4 separate regions of the Homo sapiens genome follow, and regions 1, 3 and 4 are each linked to region 2. Evidence: chromatin loops called from intact Hi-C (ENCODE). Cell type or tissue: chondrocyte. All regions are shown on one strand. Region 1 overlaps GRIK2 (glutamate ionotropic receptor kainate type subunit 2). Region 2 holds the start of GRIK2 (glutamate ionotropic receptor kainate type subunit 2). Region 3 overlaps GRIK2 (glutamate ionotropic receptor kainate type subunit 2). Region 4 has its middle 1.7 Mb from the start of GRIK2.

Evidence for each region. A loop is a pair of places that touch in the nucleus more often than their neighbours do. Peaks named below come from ENCODE experiments on the same cell type or tissue, not always from the same donor. Only the 100,000 strongest peaks of a DNase experiment are listed, where the experiment ranks them.
Region 1: a loop joins it to region 2, with 2.2 times the contacts of the local background. A loop is called at or near these places in 2 of 110 quality-filtered maps.
Region 3: a loop joins it to region 2, with 2.0 times the contacts of the local background. A loop is called at or near these places in 8 of 110 quality-filtered maps.
Region 4: it touches region 2 in a loop (8-fold over the local background); 5 of 110 quality-filtered maps call a loop at or near these places.

The regions. Positions count from the first base shown.
Region 1 is chr6:101,723,968-101,726,467 of GRCh38, forward strand. All of the region lies in intron 7 of GRIK2 (glutamate ionotropic receptor kainate type subunit 2), which reads left to right. Among named protein-coding and RNA genes, the nearest start is that of GRIK2, 330 kb to the left of the region's middle. In chondrocyte, no CTCF peak of the experiment used is centred here; no DNase peak of the experiment used is centred here.
Region 2 is chr6:101,392,261-101,394,760 of GRCh38, forward strand. GRIK2 (glutamate ionotropic receptor kainate type subunit 2) reads left to right here and starts at 1,448. Exons shown (of 17, transcript NM_021956.5): 1 at 1,448-1,577. In chondrocyte, CTCF peaks have their summits at 1,354 and 1,553; DNase peaks (open chromatin) are centred at 1,301 and 1,371.
Region 3 is chr6:101,644,510-101,647,009 of GRCh38, forward strand. All of the region lies in intron 4 of GRIK2 (glutamate ionotropic receptor kainate type subunit 2), which reads left to right. Among named protein-coding and RNA genes, the nearest start is that of GRIK2, 250 kb to the left of the region's middle. In chondrocyte, CTCF peaks have their summits at 1,452 (motif pointing left) and 1,652; no DNase peak of the experiment used is centred here.
Region 4 is chr6:103,122,006-103,124,505 of GRCh38, forward strand. No RefSeq gene overlaps it. Among named protein-coding and RNA genes, the nearest start is that of GRIK2, 1.7 Mb to the left of the region's middle. In chondrocyte, CTCF peaks have their summits at 1,188 (motif pointing left) and 1,387; a DNase peak (open chromatin) is centred at 1,136.

The DNA of each region.
Region 1 (2,500 bases), 330 kb after region 2:
GGTATATTTTATGTACTCTATGAAATTTCTCTTCTCTCAAGAAAGTTGTAGACTAGCCATATTTATCTTAGGTTGAAGATCATATGTTCTGTTTTGCCCTGGACATTTCTGGTTGTCATAGGGTAGTAGTTAATAATACCCTCTTTCACTTTTCAAAATACCTCAGTTTGAATGATAAGTTATATGTCCACCCTTGCCTTAGGTATAGTCTTTATAAAAAAAAAAATTTAACTTTTATTTTAGATTCAGGGGGTACATGGACAGGTTTGTTATATGGGAATATTGTGTGATGCTAAGGTGTGGAGTTTACGTTATCCCATCACCCAGATAGTAAACATAGTATCCAATAGGTAGTTTTTCAGCCCTTGTGTCCCTCCCTCTCTTCCCCTTCTGGTAGTTTCCTGTATCGATCGTGCCCATTTTTATGCCCACGTGTACCCAATGCTTAACTCCCACTTATAAGTGAGAACATGTGGTACTCGGTTTTCTGTTTTTGAGTAAATTTGCTTAGGATAATGACCTCTAGCTGCATCCTGTTGCTCCAAAGGACATGATTTTGTCCTTTTTCATGGCTATCTAGGATTCCATGGTGTACATGTAACACATTTTGTTTACTCCATCCACTATTGATAGACACCTATGTACAGTCTTTATTCACTATTTAAAATAGATTTATGGGATTCATCAACTGTGCATAAGAGCATTTGGGTAGGTGAGGAGGCATTAATGAAAGATGGTCCAGACACAATTCCAATATTTAGAAATTGGTATCTGGTTGGGGAGAGAATAAATACTTTAAATGATTAAGACAACACCTAATTCAGTGACAGAATAAGTGATATGCCTGAAAAATCTAAGAGTTCTGAGAAATAGGAGGTTTGAGGGCTGAAATGATGAGCATTTTCCATCTTCTCTCCACTCTGTTTAACATTTCCTTACCCCATGGGTATCTCACTGAAGGACTCCTGTGACCTGAACCTGCCTTTTCTGTCTCTTTTTCACTTTATTGCTCTCTGTAAGTTAGTGTGTCTGCTATGTTCCCATTGCCTCCAACATTAAACTCTCATAAAAGTTTTATTTTCTTTTACTTTGTGAATTCAATAAATCTACTAGTTACTTTGCCACAGTGATCCGGGCTTATGGCTTTACACGGGTAATAATCATTCATATATTAAGTGGCTGCCCTTATACTCAGCAAATCTGTTCCTTCAAAGTGAACTTTTGCAGCTATTGATTTCTTTCCCTAGTTCTTGTACCTTTTACCAAAAAGTTGGATTTCCCAAGAGCAACACCATTGGGAAAACATTTTAGTAATTGATTGCGATATATTTTGAAGGCTATGTGATCTTAGTTCTGTGGGATTCCAAAAATGTTAATTATAGAGTCCTCTCTATTGTAATTTCTGAAGTATCTTCTCTAAACTACCTCCACTGAATCTGAATTCACATTGTCTTATAGTAGAAGAAGATATTATTCAAATGTTTAGGAAATTTCTCAGGAAACGATAATTTAACCATCTGTATTTGCCTTGTATATCTGTGGGACAATAGACACATTGATTTAGTATTTTTCACTGTTTTTTGTATAGAAGACATTTTTCTTTTATGTTCTTGAGTAAATCATCTCAGAAAAGATGTAATATTTTTATGTTACAGGTAGCATCACCATAAGAATGGCTCACTGATTAGTTTTGACTTAAATACATGTTTACCTTAGCTATGCTAAGATTAAGTGTACAATTTTAATCTTCAATATCTGTAGGCTTCCAGGTTTCTGGACAGAATTCAAGAGAGTATCATTTTGTACTGGTCACTGACAGTCCAAAGACTGTCGTTAACTCTGATGTTTTTCAAATGACATATTGTGTTCACCTGAATGTTTGACCCAACAAGGAAAATGAATATTTATTCCATACATCCTTAAAGAAGGGAATTTTTCTTTTGCTTTTCATAATGTAAATTACATGATGATTGCATAAAGTTTTCATTGAGATTAGTTTATAACAATTTTTTTCTATAAATTTAATTAATAAAAATATCTAAATCTTAAAGTCAAACAATTAATTTTAAATACAGCCATTGACTTTTCAGGACTTTTAAAACCTCATAAAGATTAAAAACTGCACTTATATATATAACAGTGCTAAGATAGGTCTTAGGTAATTGTAATTTTCTCTTTATAGGAGATTTGAAGAATAATCTTCCTATGTTGGATAACGCTTTATGCAAACAGTGTCCAGAGAAAAGATATAATCCTCATTAAAAGTGGTTGTGCTTGCTTAGCCTCTATGTTTAATAGAAAATCAAGACTTGCTAGTGCAAAGATAGTGTCTGTTGATTCAGAAGATTATAGCAGTGATTTTCCAGAAGCTAATGAAAGGTACTAAAATGAATTGATAATCTAACTGGTGCATTTTAAAACGCTTAAAGAGAACTTAATATATAATGTCTTCATGAATTGCTTCTAGTTCTGTTTTAATAATAAACTCGTAACTCAGATA
Region 2 (2,500 bases):
GGCAAGTTCTGGTCTCCAGCTCAGACAACGGGTCCCTGGGGACTCAGAGCCTCTCTAATTCCCGGACCTCGGAATTAGATAGATAGTGGAGAACCACCAGGGACTGGAACTGCTAGGGGACTGCAGAGCCGTGGAATCCCCCCTGGCCCCTTCTTTATGCAGCCCGTTTGAAATGGTCTCTTGAGCCCAGTGCGCCTGGCCTGTTCCCGCTTAGCCTCACTTAAATCTCCTCGCGAATCTGAGCTGGCCAACTTCCTCTGGGGGAAACTGCTAAACTCAGCTCCAGTTAATATTGTAGGGCTGAGGATAAAATAGCAACGGTTTTGAATAGATGTTGACTTTTCCGACCCAGAGGAGCGGAACTCAGGGATTGTTTGCAAAAGCTAATCGTTTCCACAGTGAAGCAGGGAGAGCCTGGTGCGCTCACCGCCGCCAGCCCCTCCCTGGAAGCCAAGCTGCGGGAAGACTCTGGGACTCAGTTGCCCCTCCCCATCTCTGGCCTTTAAAAGAGTCCTCCCGAGAACTTGGACCAGTGGCCGCCAAACCAGGGCTGCTTCCCAGACTCCTGTCTCCAATCTTGGAGTCTGCGACCTCAGGTTCGGCGCCCACTAGATCTCGAATCCAACTTCTTTCTGAAATGTGTTTAGGTTGAGAGTTCCGGGGCCTGGGCGGGAGTTTGGTGGGGAGAGGGGAGTCTGCTATTTAAGGCGCCATACATACACAGAGACAGCCCGCCCGACCTCCTAACACTCAGGAAAAGTCAATTTCCAAGCATCTGTTCTCAATAATGGTGGCAGGGAGCAGGGCACTGTGACTCCCAGCATCTGAGGGAATACCCGCAGCAGCGCTACCAGAGCGCATTTGCTCTATGCGCTGGAGGTCGGGGTGGGAGGGTGCGCAGATCAAGATCTTTTTTTGCGAACCTCAGGGAAATGACCGTAGTTGGACTAAGAGGTCCACTTTGGAGACTACCAGCAGCCCTCCAAGCCCTGGCAGTGGAGAAGTTTCGTTGCTATGGTTTCGGAGAGGCATAAAAGCCATCACCCAGAAGCAAATGTGTTTGGGCTCCTTATATGTGTTGTCACCACCCAAGGCTAGGCAAATTCCTCGGCGCTTTGCATGCATCACTCACTCCCTGACAGAGCATCTTGGCCTTAGTCTCCCCATCCCAGGAGGCGGGTGTGCGCTAAGGGAGCGAAGTCCAGCCGGAGGCTTCGTAACATCCAAGTCTAGGGACACCAGGAATTCTCTCGCTCTAGCTCCTGTGGTCCAGGGGTGGGAGATGCCCCCGAGTGGCCGCGGCGGCCAGGAGCGTGCAGGGGCCACGGGGAAAGGAGCGCGGCGCCTTTAAAGCAAGAGGCGAGGAACCCCCGCCAGGAGGCGTGTCTGTCTCTGCCGCCGCCGCCGCCGCTGCTGCTCCTCGGTCACCGTCTTCGCCGCTGCCGTCACTCGCGCTCGGCGCCGGCGGCTGCGCTGGTCGGTCTGGTAGCTGGGGACTTTTCCGCCCGACCTCCTCCGGCTGCTCCTCCCCGAGGACCACCCCACCCCCTCCCCGCCCACCTCACCCCTAGCTCCAGGTAAGGACTCCCCGGCTGTGGGCTGCACTCCGGGCTCCTTCACGAGGTGTTTGTTTTCAAGAGGACGGGAGGGACTGCGGGTGGGCGAGGGGCATTTTCCACCTGGAGAGAAGGAAGAAGGCGAACAGTAGCGCTGCGGACGTCCGTGCGCTCGGGGCGCCCGCTGGACGGATTCACTGCGAGTCTTTGTCGGGCTTATCTCAGCCAATTCCCGTCAAGCATGCAAGTGGCTCTGTTGGCTGCAGTCGCCTATGTTCTCCACATAAAATGATTTAAGAAGTGGACGTGTCAGGAAGTGGCCTCAGCTACGGGGACTCACGCGAGGCGAAGAGAATGAGACAGATGGCAAGAAGCTGTGTGGCTGCCGGCGGGTCTGACGAACTCCCCATCCCTCCTTCTGCCCACCCATCCTTCCATTAACCCTACTCCTTAGTTCTGCGCTGAGGAAGTATATTTATTTTAACCGGCACCCGTATTAAGAGCTTCTGAAAAAACTTGGAGGGCGTCCCATTAGGGTAAGGAGTGGGCAGTGTTACCAGGGTGGATCATAAACCTCAAGAACTTTTAACGAACCACATCCTCTGATATTTTTACCTTTAAGGAGATAGAGTTTCTTTACCAAACAACACGACCGAGCTGAGGCTCCTTAGAGAATAATTTCCAATTTAGGCAATGGGGAATATTAGAAAACTTACTATTAGTAGCCTTTTGGTAATGCACAGATTATCTTCTATCGTTTATTCATCTCCATACTGTAAGTATTCTGTCATCAGAAATTATCTTATGGATTGATGATTATTTTCATTTCACGAGAGATGATTGGTTCATTTGAGTCTTAATTAGTCAGTTTAGTTACTGAAATAAATGCAATTGTATTTCAATCTTGATTTGTCTTAGTTCATTACTTTCTAACTTTATAGAGT
Region 3 (2,500 bases), 250 kb after region 2:
GTTAGTCACCAGCAGCCCTGTAGAAGAGGCTGTGGCTGGAATTTGAAATTATTAAATATCACTGGACAGGTTGGAGGCATAAATAGGTTCCAAAGAACAGTCTTGATTTAGGCCTCATAATGCTGCTTACCAAGAATCAATTAACTTTTTAGGAAAAAGTGATATAATGAATTTTTGAGTATGGAATTTTTAATTCATATAATGTATTTAGAACATTAAAAGGTTATTAAGTTTTGTAGTTATTGGTGCTATTTACCAAATATATCTAGCTCTGGTCTCAGGCATAGAACAGAATTGCATTTTCTCACCCTCTTTGAGGTTAGGCAAAGCCATGTGATTTTCTTTTGCCAGTGAAATGTGAGCAAAGTACTGAAATATTTCTTGGTGACTGTTTCAAAAGTCAGTTATCAGTTTGTCACATTTTCTTCTCCATGCTATAGTAATGATGAGAACATGATTCTTGATGGAGGTACTGGAGTAACTGTAAGGTGCAAAGCCACCCTACCAATCCATGCTAGACAAACAATAGGAACGGCAATAAACTTGCCTGTTGTTTAGCCCCTGAGACATGTAAACATAACTTACCCTATCCTGACTGTACAACAAGTAAGACATAATAATGGCTGTAGAAAGCCTTGATAACAGAATAAGAAGAAAAAAAAAAAAACTAAAATCAACCATAATCTTACCCAAATGAGTCATTGTAACTATTTTTATATTTACCTCTTAAACTATAGTGTTACAAAGAAGCTTAATTCATCATGTCAATTATTTACTTAATTGTGACAGATGTTTACTCTGCTAAAGGTATATGCTGTTGCTCTCTCTCTCAGGAGATTAGCTTCCCTGTCAGTAGCTATTGTGTTATAACTAGCCATCATCAATTTTTCTCTTAAGTGGGAAACTACAATACATAACAAGGTTGTTTTGAATCTCATATGAGACAAGGTATATAAAATAAGTGGCACATAGTACGTTAAACAATAAAGATGGGAGAGGCCGTTTGTCTTTCTAAAGGTTTGCTTATCAAAATTTTAAAATACTTGATACCTTCAAAATATAAACCATTTTTGTTCAACAAAACTAAAGCATAATGTAATAATTCTCCATCTCCCTTAAGCAAGTGTATGCCATTTGTCATTTTCTTTAAAAATAAATGAACTTGTTCAATTAGTTGAAAATTTTCTTTTATAGATCTGATTTTACAAGTTGATGGGTTTTTATTGCAGCATTATGTAAAAAAGCTTGAACTTTATTGCTCTTGATTAGTCCTTATCCTTCTAAGAATTTTAATGGTAATAGAATATTTTAAGATGCATCAGTGCACATTTATGTTGAATGTTAGTATCCTTTCTGCTCTTTACTGACTAACACTACAGTTAATAATAAAAATTTATCTTTATTTTTGAAGGCTTATTATGCATATATGATATTTATACATTTTTGGTGATAAATTCTATCGCCACCTAGTGCTTTGGACAACATTTTATATTTCTGCCATTTCTTTTTGCATTACATTAAGATGTGTAAACTGTGACTGCCCATTCTTCTCATAAGACTTTTCTCTCCCCAGTAAGCTTACTTTTCTCTCCCCAGTAAGCTGTTCCACAAGGGCAGAGAATGCGTTTTCTTTAGAACTGTGTCCTCACCTCCTGGATCAGGGCATGGCTTGTAGTAGATGCTTAATGCACATTTGGGGAGTGAACTAATAGATAAATACTATACAGTTCAGAGTCCAATAACTATATTCTGACACAACTACATCCCCTACTTGGATTTTAAAAGAGAAAGTTTTTGTATCTTCTTGATGATCTAATTATAATGCTGTGCATCTAGTTTAGCCAGGACAAGATTTACATATGTTGCTGAATTTAGTAAATTCTTACTTCCTGGACTTCAGATAAGGTAAAAAGTAAGCATAATTACAAAGGGCAGGAAAAACCCTTAGTTATGAAAATATGTATTATCTTGACTATGGTAATTATATCATAATGTCAAAGTTAATCAAATTTTACACTTTAAGTACATATATTTTAGTTTACTTTAATTAGAATAAAATTGAAAACAAAAGCCAAAAAAGTAAGAATAACATATTAAATTGCTTTATATTACAACAGCAATATTTCTGTAAATATTCTTCCTCTACATTTCAAAATTTGCAAAAGATATCACCACAGGCAATTGGGCATTACTTTTGAGATTCTTTGTCAGTGGAATACATTAAATCTCCCGCCTGATAGAGAAATTAAAACTGCCACATTTCTGTCTCTGCTAGCATCATCTTGAAATGTTCATCCCTCAAACAGGAATAGATGGAAAGGAGAGGAAAGGAGAGATGAACAGAGTTTGGAGAGGAAATTACCTCATTACTATGAGCACAGAGAAGAGAGACAAGAAAGAGATATAAAACATGAGAGGTAAACATAATAATCATCATGACAACAACAGCTATTGAAAGCTCGCTGCATGCCAGTAACAGTCTAAACACTTAGCATGCATT
Region 4 (2,500 bases), 1.7 Mb after region 2:
TCTTTTCTGAAGTTCCAAGCCTTCTTCTATCATTTCCTCTCTGTTAAGAGAAATCTTTCACCTATTCTTCAAGACAAGCTACGTTAAAGTAAGTTAACGCAGGAACAGAAAACCAAATATGGCAAGTTTTCACTTGTATGTGAGAGCTAAATAATGAGAACACAAGGACCCATAGAGGGGAACAACACACACTGGGGCCTATCAAAGGATGGAGGGTAGGGGGAGGGAAAGGGAGAAGGGAGCGGATCAGGAAAAATAACTAATGGGTACCAGGCTTACCATGAATGATGAAATAATCTGTACAACAAACCCCCATGAGACAAGTTTACCTATGCAACAAACTTGCACATGTACCCCTGAACTTAAAAGCTTTAAAAAAAGTTCCAATGAAGACCAGATCTGAAGAATCCCTGAGAAGGCAAAGCCAATTAGGTCACGCAAGTGACTTTAACCTTGCTTGATTTGCAAGTTATTTCTTGTAAATACCTATATTAAAGAAAAACAGAACTTAAGCTTAAACAATCTGAAGCAGCCAACAAACATAATTAGACAACAAGGGATTTTCCAACAGCATAGGCCAAATAAGACAACTGTATAACCGTAACTAATCAAATAGTTTCTTTTCTTGACTTGTATGTTCATCCTATAAAAGCCTTCCCTTTGCATTTCCTCAGTGGAGCTCCCAAACTTTTGGTTTGGAGGTTTCCAGTTCATGAGTTATTGTTTACTCACATAAACTTTAAAACATTACTATGCCTCAGTTTCCCTTTTAACAGTTTGCTAGCAACAAACTGTTTTCCTTTAAGCCTATCTGTTTCCCTTTAGTTATTGATAGATTTCACCTGATACAGAGTTTATGGTTGGCTTGTCTTTTCTTTCAGTAATTGAAAATGTTATACCACTTCAATCTGGCTCAGCTTCCAGTTAGGCCTGGCAGACACTAGGGACAGGGAAAGGAGAAGCTGACAGTGCCAATCAGTTCCGCCTTCTACGTTGTTCCCTCCTGGATGCCGTATAGGTGTGGAGACTCTGTTTCCTTCTGATTCTAATGATAGGAACGGGTGCTGGGAGTGAAGTAGAGTGGTAACTAACCCTGCTTTGCCTCCCTCATTAAGTCTCATGGCTGTTGAGTGGCGGTGGGGCTTCAGCTGGCTCCTGGACTCGGTTCACACCATCTTGGGGGAAGAATTAGAGCGCCACCTGCTGCCCCTTTTGTCTGTAGGATGGAAAATTGGCTCACTGCAAAGTCCAGCCAGCACCAGACATTGGTGTGATTGGAACGCTGCCTCCTGTTTTCACAGTCCAGGAGCAGGTTTGAAGACGAATTCCTTGCTAGGCCTTGCTGAAACCACTGAGGGCATCAGGGGAGGGGCAGATGCAGGGGTGGGGTGCCATTTTACTGTTGGTGTTTGGTTGGAGTATGGTGAGTTTACTGCCCAAAACGTTTACTATTGTGAAGCCACATTTTTCCTGGTCCTTAAAATAGGGCAAACTAAAGATTTCATGCCCATTGATGGTTCAGGACAACCAAGCTTCTCCAGAGACCTGTCTGGGACAAGGAAGCATTTGAATACAGTCTGTGTTGTATGAGTGGCAGTGGGGTAGGGAAAAGGTCAGACAGGAGAAGAGCAGTTTGGTTTTCACCACAAAAAGCTTGTTGTCCACAGAGCAGTGGTGATGTTATGGTGTGGAAGTGTGGATGGGTAAACTACAAATTCAATACAAATGAGAAGGCAGAATGGAGATAAACATATTTGTCTCTTTCTCTGAGAGTTTTATGAGGTAAACACTGTATTATGTTTTTTTTTCAAAATCATTTCCTTTCATTATGTATAAATGTTCGCCTAAATATGAGACCATTAGAACACATTTGGCATCTTAGAAGGAATGGGAAAGATAGATAATATAAAATGAGCTACTAGGCAATACATTTAAGTGGTTTGTTTTTTACAAAACTGTCCCAAAAAGGAGACAAGGTGTCTGACAGCTAGTCTTTTAAGTGTCTTTCTCTACAAAACATATCTGAACATCCAAATATGGAAGAGAGGAAATTGGGTACCTCAAAATGACTCTTTTAAGAGCTTTTCTCTGGCTCCCAAAGAGATTTGTTTGTTTTCAGAAGATTTATTCTGTTATTATCACATCTGAAATGTGCTAGAAAGAAAGACTTTTGTTAGCTCAGAACAATAGTAAATCAGCTATCCTAAGTGCATTTCTGTCTTAAAGGTTTATTTTGTTTTGTTATAATTGAGATGAGTCAAGGAGACAATGGTATGGAAACACTTTTGATTCTGCATTGGGACAAAGGTCAGTAACTCAAGGCCCCAGTGTCCTTGGAGTAAAAACATTTTATAAATATCTATTGGTGGGAAATGCTGCTCTAGTGAGGATTACAGCACACCTCTAAGAGCCTGGTGGCTACCAAAATGTTAGAAAGAGCAAGTGTCTTAGGAAATACATTTTGTATTCTATTTTTTGAGTACACTGGACAAGCTAAATA